Linked DNA regions of Mus musculus: region 1 is linked to region 2. A link is a contact called in ENCODE Hi-C data. All regions are on one chromosome and are shown on one strand. Each heading gives the region's core, a stretch centred on a gene start or an enhancer-like site at or near the end of the contact. The rest is flanking DNA. Distances are from core to core; before and after follow the strand shown.

The links. Hi-C counts contacts between places; a loop is a spot of excess contacts on that map.
Region 1: a loop to region 2 is called in a map of left cerebral cortex, with 3 times the contacts of the local background. The contact joins the promoter of Smim15 here to the enhancer-like site in region 2. A Hi-C loop is called at or near these places in 2 of 37 maps with a recorded cell type or tissue (Patski and left cerebral cortex).

The regions. Positions count from the first base shown.
Region 1 is chr13:108,041,256-108,046,262 of GRCm38, forward strand. Smim15 (small integral membrane protein 15) reads left to right here and starts at 3,219. Exons shown (of 3, transcript NM_001048250.2): 1 at 3,219-3,231. Gm41055 (a long non-coding RNA gene) reads right to left here and starts at 3,216. Exons shown (of 5, transcript XR_003950673.1): 1 at 2,951-3,216.
Region 2 is chr13:107,446,064-107,451,510 of GRCm38, forward strand. No RefSeq gene overlaps it. Among named protein-coding and RNA genes, the nearest start is that of AI197445, 21 kb to the right of the region's middle. Within about 2 kb of position 3,657, at least 2 of the 3 ENCODE cell types and tissues checked have a DNase peak (open chromatin) inside an H3K27ac peak, as active enhancers do; they include left cerebral cortex, where a contact is called at or near this core.

The DNA of each region.
Region 1 (5,007 bases), core at 1,969-4,468, 590 kb after region 2:
TTCTTACTCTTTTGAGTACTAATTGTTTTTCCTAAGCTCCTACACCGATGAGTCTGTGAGTGTAAGACACATGCCTTTAATTTAAGCAGACGTTTCTTAGTAGTATTAGCTAATATTGATACTTTCAGTACTGCCCAATAATACCAAATGTTGGTTAAAAATAACAACTGAAATAACACTGTCTGGCCTGATAGGCCCTAATGAGTTTTCTAGAAAGAGTCTGATAGACACTTCATAGATAAAAGAAGCTGAAGAGAAACTCCCGAAGTGTAATCTACCAGAAGAGGAGGCTATAGTGGGATGAATCACTGATGGGTCGATAAATGGAGAAGTGAGAGCTCTGCACAGAGGCAGGTTATGCACGTTCACACAAGCAGCCAACCAGCACGGCTGGAAACGCCTTCCCCAGCACGCTAGCTCTGAGACATGCTGCCACCACCTGGACACTAGGCAAGTCGGGGATTTTAGTTTTTGTCAGCAGTGACAGACTCTAAAAACATAACTCCACTTTGGGGGCCGGGGGTGAGGGGGAGGGGAGAAAAGAGAAAACATTTCTGCCAAGACTGGAGTGAGCAGAGATTTTGATAAAATAAGTTTAGAATCCTGCTTTACTTTTTAAGTCTTCTGTTGTTAAACTGGAAAACCTGTATAAGAACATGAACTTTTGATGGGTGATTTAGTTCGGGATTAGTGACAGTATTTGAGAGGCACTGACTTCAGTACTGGGTACACAGAAAGTACTCAACTGATATTTAAATAAGGTTATGAAATAAAATTCAGGGATAAAACCCAATTCCATCAAAAGAAGTTACATATGTACAGGGTTACTGGAGGGAAGGAAATAAGGCCAAGTACAGGTGAGAGACCTTTCAGCATCTTTTAATCAGAGCAAATAACATTATTACAACAACAGAATCTTATTCAGGGTACATGCCTTTCATTGACACATGGTTAGAGTGAGACTTAACTTTGTACTTACAAACATTAAAAAAAAAAAAGACTTTAGAAACTAAGGAATGACAAGTCTACCAGGAATTACCTTACAAGAGAAAAGCAAACGAACAATTTTTTAAAGGCTTTGTGCAATAACAAATATTGTGCAGCTGTTCCTTGGCTTCAGAGCTGCTATGTGGGCTGCTTTAATCCTGCACACACAGCTTTTCCTAGTCTGCTCTCCATGGGAACTACCTTAACACCCTACCTCTTCTCTGAGACAGGGTCTCAAGTAGCCCAGAATGGTTCAAACTCACTGTACGCCTACCAAGGTTGTTCATCTTCCTGTCTTCACCTCTCAAGTCTCGGGGTTACACCTGGCTAAAATCTGCTTCTTAAGAACAAGGCAGAACGTATTAGTTGTTATCTCATAATGCATTTGGGACATTTGGGAGAATAAAATCCAAGTTAAGACAACGGTGGTGGTGACCGCCCACCATCCCATTACTTAAGAGAGTGGACCACAATGACCCAGAGCTCAGGTAGAGTCTGGGCTACATAGCAAGAGTCTTTCAAACAAACCCGTGACTACTCCCTCTCCCAGAAAGGATAAAGAGCTAGGGGACTGGCCAGATACACTAATTTACTGATCTGAAGGGGCCCGAATGATCAGAGGTCAACTAGAATGCCCTCTAGATATACGGGAGGAAAAGGCTCAGAGAGAATGAGTGCTGTAGGGGCATCAGTACAGAGACTAGAAAGCTGACCTCGCCATGGAACAGTCAGCCCATGGTTTGGGAGCCTATCTTACTTATCATCTTTGGTTAAGGTAATGCAGGCCCCAGTAAGGCTGTCCTCCATGGCAACCTCTATGCTGTTCTTGGGCTTGCACAGGCCTGCCTAATACACCAGAAGAGAGAGCCCTAAAATCTGAGTGTGAAGGCTAGGTCTCCAATAGCCAAAGAAGCTTGCTGCTTTCTTTCTCTCCGTTGTAAGTGTGTGTACTGTGCACGATTAGGCTGGTGCACCCCCTCCTCAGTTCCTTCCTTACGGTACTGCTTCCTTTTATTCCCAAGACTTGCGGGGACCCTGGGTCCTTTAGAGATAAAACAGAGCAACACACTGGGAGGCAGAACTTGTGAGGAACCATCTACTGAAGTGAACATGTCACGGATACAAGCCGGTTATGGATACAAGCCGGTTATGGGTACGCTTGTTTGTACAGGTTTTAAGCAATCCTTCAGGCTTTCACACAAGAATAAGAAAACCACGGCTGCCATTACAATATGCAGCCATTAGCATATACCCGGGTAGCAGTATTTTAGATCCTTAGATTAGCTGCCAAAGTCTGCTCCTTGGTAAATAATGGTTACTGTTGTTATACTCTAACTACTCATACATGTCTCGGCTTGCTCCTCAAAGGGAACGCTCACAGTCTCTCAGGAATAAAAACTTGCTTTATTTGGCACACAACAGCGAGGAGGTCTTGCAACATTCGCCAGAGGCAGTCAAACAGAGCAAGTAGTTCAGGCAAGCAATCACAAAATTTGAGCACCAACCAAACCAGAGCTAATCTTTCCGTCCCTGTAGATTAGGAGACCCATTTAACGCACCCCTTTCTGCTTGTTGACTTTTTGAAGTCCTTTATTTATGTATTGCGATCTCTATGCCCTGACAGTTTAATTATTGACAGTTTACTTTGGGGCAAGTATCGACCATTCCTTTGTGAAGTAAGTTAGGCTCTTAAATGAAAAACAAACAACGGAACCTCTTTCCCACAGCGTGGCAGCATTTCCCCCTGCTACCAAGGTTCACTGGACACATCCCAGCCGGGCTGCTGCTTGGCCAAATCTTTAAATATTTAACTATTGTTCAACTCTACAGCATGAGTGAGGGGCGAGTTAGGGAACACGCCAGTCCTTCCACGGCCTCGAGAAGGCTCTAAGGAGACTGCGGGGTCCCCCTCGTGTCTAGCTGCGGCTCTCTGGGCTGAGAGTCCCCTGGACGAACTCCTCACCCACTCCGTCTCCTCGCCGGCGTCCCACGCAGGACGCGAGGCCACGATGCCCCACCTGCAGCGCACACGAAGCGGCGCGCGGCAGCATCCCCGACCGCGGACACGAAGCCTCCGCGCCTCGCCTCGCCTCGCCGCGCCGCCCCTCCCCGCCCTCCCGCTATGGCTCTAGACATTGCGCCGCCGGAAACCCGCCCGCCACTTCCTCATCCCGCCCCGCCCCGCCCCGCCTTCGGGCGGGACCTGAGCGGAGCGGCTTCCGCTTTCCACTTTCCTGCCTGGCGGTGAGTGGGAATGGGAGCGGGGATCCCCTAGGGCTGCGGTGGCTTGCTGTAGCCTAAGCTGAGCGTGTGGCCGGGCTCTCCCGGCTCTCTGAGCTCCTGACCGCGGGTCCTGCCCGGCTTCGCTCGGCGGGGCGGCGTCCTTAGCCGGTGAGGCCGACTGATGGCCGTGGACATGGCCCGGGGCAAGGAGAATGCTAAGCGGGGAAAGTTAGGAGAGAAGCTGTAAGTCTAGAGACGCCTGGTGCAGCTCCGGGTCCCCTAGGCTTTGTGAGGTGAAGGAATGTGCCTGAAAGTAAGGCGAGGATGTTTTGGTGCGAGACTGAGGTGCTCTCGAGATGTGTGGCCTGTGGACCGTAACTTTGCCATAGCCTAGTCATCAAGTCGCGCTAGTCTTATTTGCAAAGTTGGGCGGATTTCGCAGACTTGTATTTAGTTCGTTACTGGACTCGAGAAAGATCGATCTTTCTTGGACCTTCCTGCAAACTGGTTACAACTGGGCGAGGGCGTAGCGACAAGGGACTGGATGGTTAACGTCTCCAGAAAGTTTAATGTGCTGAAAGTAGGGGCATGGTTTCTGATACAAATACGGAGATAGCATGGGGACATGGAAGTTAAATCCAGTGATAGTTTTCTTGATGTGACGGGTTGTGGGTACCATAATTATTTTGGTAATTCTTTATTTTCTTGTAAGGTACATTAATTGAACTACAGACCACAAAACCTTTAAAGAGCAAAGCATAGTGTTTGACTTTGTAACGATGTACCCAATCCAACGAATAAATGAGGATTCTTAAGTACAAGCAGTTTAAATTCTTGGTTGGTCAGCGGTGGAGCATCTGTCTACTGTGCTCTACTAGGCTTTGGGTTGGATCCCCAACAGTAGACGCAAAGATTAAAAATCTTTATGGGTATGGTACCTGTAACATGTCAGCCAGCCAGCTTGATTTTTTTTATGTTAGTGAAAGTCATTATTATTCAGACAAAACTTTAGTACTCAAATAATTTACGTAGAATACTTGGCTTCTACGAATTAGAACTCTTATTTTGGGACATTTGCAGTTGTAATTTAGGGAGAAATAGGTGTTAAGAGGCTATACTATTATAGAAAGATGTTTTTACTTGTTTGTGTTTAGAGGAGAATTTAGAGGTTTTTTTTTTTTTTTTTTTTTTTTTTCCATTTCTAATCTTACTGTAAAGGTATCTTTTATTCTCCTGTTGTAATTGTCATCTTTGAGGCTTACTGCTCAGTCTGCTAACCCAGGCCTAGTCCCGGAAGCTTCTAGCCTCCACACAATCTTATCTAGGCCTAGAGTGTTTTCAGCTTCTGAGACTTATTGCTGAAAAGCGCATCCTTTCTTGTTCTTCCTGTGTGCTGGCTAACTCACTTACTCAGCTAGCTGTTCTAGCTCAAACTCCTCGCCAAGTTGACTGATTCAATCTGGCTTCTCTTTCTCCTCTTCTGAATTGCTCTGCTTGACCTCAGACTCTAGCAATGTGTTCTGCTCTTCTGGCTTCTCATCCTCTGGCTCATTGTCTTCACCTGTGTCTAGCTTGTTCTCTCTCTCCAGCCTGTCTCTGTAAAACTCTCCTGGTAAAACTGCCTTCTCCTTTCTTCTTTCTCTGTGCTGCTCTCTTAACTAGCCTCTTTTTCCTCTTTCCTCTTTTGAGGGCTGGGCATATCCTGTATCAAATCTTTCTCTGATTCATCACTTTGACATCACTTTCAAATATGGTGCTTCCTTCTACAAACTAACTTTACCTTGTTTGGGATTAAAG
Region 2 (5,447 bases), core at 2,407-4,906:
AGATAGTCCTTTCAGTACCACAGAAACATCTCACAATTACTATGAGTCCAGCTGCCTCCCTTCTACAGTGAGGAAGTTGGAATAGCTCATTGCTGAGTTTGCTATTCATTCTAATCTTCTGAAATCCTTGAAGAGCTTGATAGAAAGATCAGGCCGTATTTCCAAGAGGTAAATAAGAGGGAGAGGAGTGGAACAGGAACTGGGGAGAAGAGAAAGTTACCCACTCCAGTCATAGCTACCCCAGAGGCAGAGATGAAAAGGTGACTCGAATCTAGAAGTTCAAAGCCAGCTTGAGCATTAGGAAGAAACCCTAAGCAGCTACCTAAATGTAGAAGTTCATGGCTTCCAAGGTGCTAAGTCTAACCTGGAGTTGCTGTAGGTTTCTAGGTTATCTCAAAGAGACTTTAATAGAGAACTCTGGGTTTTTATCAATCACTTTTAAAGGAGAGAGGGAGAAGAAGATAGAGACGGAGACAGAAAGAGAGTGTTTGCCTATGTAGAGACCAGAAGTTGATATTAAGCATCTTCCTATATTGCTGGATACCTTATTTTGGGGGGAAAGGATTGTTAGATATCTTATTTGGGGGGACAGGGTCATGTGTGCGTGTACGTGTCTGTGTGTGTTTGCATATGTTAAAGAAGAGAAGTTGATATCAAGATTCTTCCTATATTGCTCGATACCTTATTTTGGGGGATAGGGTCATTCATTGTCTTCTCCCACTCCCCCCTCTCTCTCCAGCACTGAGGTTACAAATCTATTCTACACACGCAGCTTTGAAGTGGGTGCTGGGATTCAAGCTCAGGTCCTCATGCTTACATAGCAAGCACTTCACCCACTGATCTGTCCCTGCAAGTCTCCCATTGAGGATTCTCAAAACTTTAGGCCTAGACTTCTGAAAGAGGATTCTGTCTCCAGAAAGCATCATCATTGAAAGAATTTAAGTTAATATATGATATCCTCTTTGGTTTGCATGCCTCTCAGGCCTCCTTCATATATATATATATATATGTATGTATATATATATATATATAGCAGAACAGAAATTTTGACATATAATTGGTACCTTGTAGGGAGGAAAGTGACCCACAGCTGTGAGAGCTGCTATGCCTGATATGGATGGCTACGCTCTCAGTGCCCTTTCTCCCTTTCTCCCTCCCTCCCTCTCCTTCCTTCCTTCCCTCTGTCCCTCCCCCTCCCTTTCCTCCCTCCCTCATTCCCCTCCATCTCTCTCCCTTTTTTTCTTCCTTCCTCCCTTCCTCCCTTCCCCCTTTCTCCCTTTCTCCCTCCTTTCTCCTCCATCCTAATTTGGGGACAGGGCACAAGTCTTTTCTTTTGGAACTGCTGTGTCCTGATTTGTAGTTCATACAACGAAGTGTTATATGTTGAAGAATTCCTCGGGTACCATTTTACATAGACATTCTCTGTGCTTCCATGGAGCGACATCAGTCTGAATTCTGATGTTCCCCTGATGGAACAAGTACCTTACACAGCTTGACTGCAATTAAGTCTTATCAGGTAAATTTCTGTGAATATTTTGAGGAATCGAGAAATGTAGGATAGCTCGTAAAAACTCAGGACCAACAGTATTCCTTCAATCACACTGTAAAATAAATGCATTTCTGAACGTGGAGATTCATGTAATTTGACTTGATTGAACTAGAAACTCCCAGGAAGAGCTTGATTTTTGGTCCATTACCCAGGCCACAGAGACTTGGATGAGCTTCTGTTAAGTACACAGCTCCAGGCTCGAGAAGCCTTCTCATCAACAGTGAAGGCATGCTGCCACTGACAAGCAGAGGGGCTTCTTTGTCTTCTCATTGCCACTGTCTGAGCCATCAGCCAGCAGTGGAATAGCATGCTAATACACTGTGCCAGCATGTATGTATTCTCCCAGAATGTCTGCGTGACTACTGCCATTCTGAACCAGGAACACAAAAGGCTGGGAAATCTAAGATAACAAATACTACTGCATGGCACCACAGATACAGCATGTTAATTATTAAGCTTCTAGGAGTCTCGGTTTTTGTACCTTTAAAAATGGGAGTAATGGTTACTGATCTAGTGTAGTGAAAAAATAAATAAAATTTTAAAAAAAGAAGTGGGCTGTTGAGATGGCTCAGCAGGTAAAGGTGCATGCTGCCAAGCTTGAAGACCTAAGCTTGAGTCCTAGGACAGATAGACAGACAGATACACACACACACATACACACACACACACACACACACACACACACACACACACACACTTCCTCTCTCAAACTCATTCCAAATGACTTTAAATACCATACGTATCTTCTATTATATTATATTTATTACTCATAAATATGCCCTGGTTGTCTCATGTCTTACTTGTCAATAAGTACAAATAAGGCCATCTTGATTCTCAAGTTTTAATGTCTCTATAGACCCAGCTCCCATTTTTATTCCTTCTCTTAAATATTTGTATTCCCAGGAGTCCTTGCCTGTGCCCAGGGATAGGTCCTGGCTCCTGAATGTTCCCTGAGAAGCCACATGTCCCCAAGGCTGGCAGTTCCCCTGGAAGTTCTGTGGGCTGAGCTTCTGTTCCTATTGTACCTGTGTCACGAGGCTCTGGAAAATCTGTTCTAAACATTAATGTAACCACAATGCCATCAATGGCCTTCAAATCCAGCCGTTTCTATAGCTCTCACCACCCTCTGGAATGAAAAGGAAAGCCTATTCCTCATTGTCCTCAGGTCGAGTCCCATAGAAAATTGCTCAAAGTCCTGTATGCCCAATATTGAGTTACACATGCTGGTGATTCTTACATAGATTTTTTCGGTGAAGATCTGCCCACACATCCTGAGTCAAGGGTAGGATGATCAACCATCTCAGTTTCCTGGAACATTTGTGGTGTCAGCACTGAATTTTTCCAATCACAGGCACAGTGTGTGCCTATACTCCCAGTGCCGGCTTTCCAGAACCTATTGACAGGTCAGCTAGTCCAGTTGAGTTGATGAACTCCAGGTTCAATGAAAGACCCTGTCTTGAAAAGTTAATATAGAGTGACTGAGAAAGAAACAGATATTAGCCACTGGCCTGTGCACTTATGCACACACACATGCAAACACATAACACACTTAAAGATGAATGAAAGAATAAGGCTTTCAGACATTTCATTTTCAAGGGAGCTCTTCAGCTCCTTTGTTAGCCTGGTGTTAACCTCCTCTAAACCAGGAGTATGGGAGGATAGATATTGCTTGGTCCTGTTCATTAAACTTTGGAATCCTGTTAGTTTTATCTGAACAGTCCCACAATGAACATCCCTGTTCTTAACCCTCTGTGAATGAATGTGATTATTTCTTTTGTATAAATGCACCTAAATAGAACTGATTTTTGATATAATGCAAGTTTCCCATCAGAAAGTCTATCCCAGTATACTCACTGGGGCTTTAGTTTTTTTAACCAGGCAAATGCATCTAGAGTAAAAAGAACTTTGCCTTGCTACTAGGAGAACACACCAGAACATCCTTGCCAGAAGGACAGAAAGGACAGGATTGGAGGAATGGGACCAGCAGTTCAAGAGCTGCCAGAGAGGGCACGGAGCACCTTATGCTCAACGTGTTTTGGTTCCAATACAGCACATTCTCTTAGACTGTGCACGCCGTCCCTCCACACAGCATTTCCTGTCACATCCAAATTTTCTGCAGTCCTCAGCCAAGGCATCGGCACTTGGAAGAAAACAAGAGGCTGGGAAAATTCCACTCTGACTTCATGCCGTACCCTAGGCATAAATGCCAAGAAAGCAAGGTCCAGGTCACCACTTACAAAACGAAACTGTTGTCTAGTTAGTTGCAAGCTGCCTGAGATGAGATGGGGCTTCTACGTAAGAGGAAGTTCCAGAAACAACACGGGGGACTAATGAGGTAATTGGCATTATGTAACCTGCTCACCAGGCTTTCCAGCTGGCTGGACCCAGTTCCTAATGAAAAGCTGTCTTATCCTTCCCAGGACTGGGAGTAGGCAAAAGCAGGGAGCATGAAGCATACCAAATGATCTCACTACACTCAGCATTCTCAAAGCACACTCTGGGATGAAACCCAAAAGGCACGCAGGCAAAAGGCATGCGCATTGTGATGGTTAGCACTGACTGCCAAGTTGACAGGATTGAGAATCGCTTGAGTGACCAACCTCTAAGAATGTCTGTGAAAGAGGTTTTTGTTGCTGTTGCTGTTGTTGTTGTTGTTGTTGCTGTTGTTGTTGTTGTTGTTGTTGTTGTTGTTGTTTTTAATTGGGTTGAGTTGGGAAGACCCGCCCTAACTGTGGCATCACCACCCCAAGGCTGAGTAGAAATGAGAGAGTGTGCTGAGATTCAGTGTTGATCTCTCCCTGCTTCCTGACTAGACGCAACGATTAGACGCAACGATTAGACGCAACGATTAGACGCAACGATTAGACGCAACGATTAGTAACTCTATTGGCCCCTAGGACTTCCCCGTCTTGATGGACTCTACACTCAAACTGTGGGATGAAAGAAACCCTTCCCTCTTTAAGTTGCTTTCTTTGGATATTTTGTCACAGTAATAAGATGAGTTACTAATGCACTACCCTCACCATTTTTCAATTTCAGGTAAAGAAAGCATGATCATTTAAAATAGAGAGATGGCCAAGTTTGGGCAAATACTTTGGAACTATGCACATGCAATGTCCTAGCAATAGCCTGCTCTCGTTGGGCAGTACAGCTAGCAAACCAATGTCAATATTAGATCAGATATACATACCGAGCATGCTCAATAAATATCTACTTATGTGATCAACTCTCCAAACTAACAAAAAATAGCAGATCCAATTCCCTCAATGAGCCTACAGACCCCTGAGTATACAGGTCTGTCTAACAATAGTCCTGGCTGACCATGGTTTTCTAACCAAGAGGGTGAGCTGCTTGGGCCATCAGATTTGCAAAACTCCACGTGGGAAGACTGTGGCTGGGATAATGCTTTTAGGTGACTGCCTAGCTCTCCTCTACCTCACAGCGGAAATTTTCAGCATGACACTGGGTCTAGTTCCAGTGATTCTTATTATAGGTCCTGGTTTACTAGGACTTTAAAATTAGGAAACCGGGGTGGAGGGAGGGGGGAGATGGTTCCACAAGTAAAGGTTCTTGCCACCAAGCTTGATGGTCTGAGATTGAACTCTGGGACCTACGTGGTAGAAAGAGAGAATCGACTCCTACAGGCTGTTCTCTAAATTCCATATCCACACCACTGTTTCAGCATACCCCATTCTCCACCCCCAAACACAAACACAATTTTAAAATTGAAAATCAGAAATTAAACTATATTGCTTCCCAAGATCATCCCTTCCCCTTTAATATCATCAGCATAGTAATTCTCGCTAAATAAATAACCTATCTGGCCCTGGAAGTGCATGCCTTTAATTCCAGCAGTTTGAAGGCAAAGATAGGTAGATTTCTGTGATTTTTTTTTTTG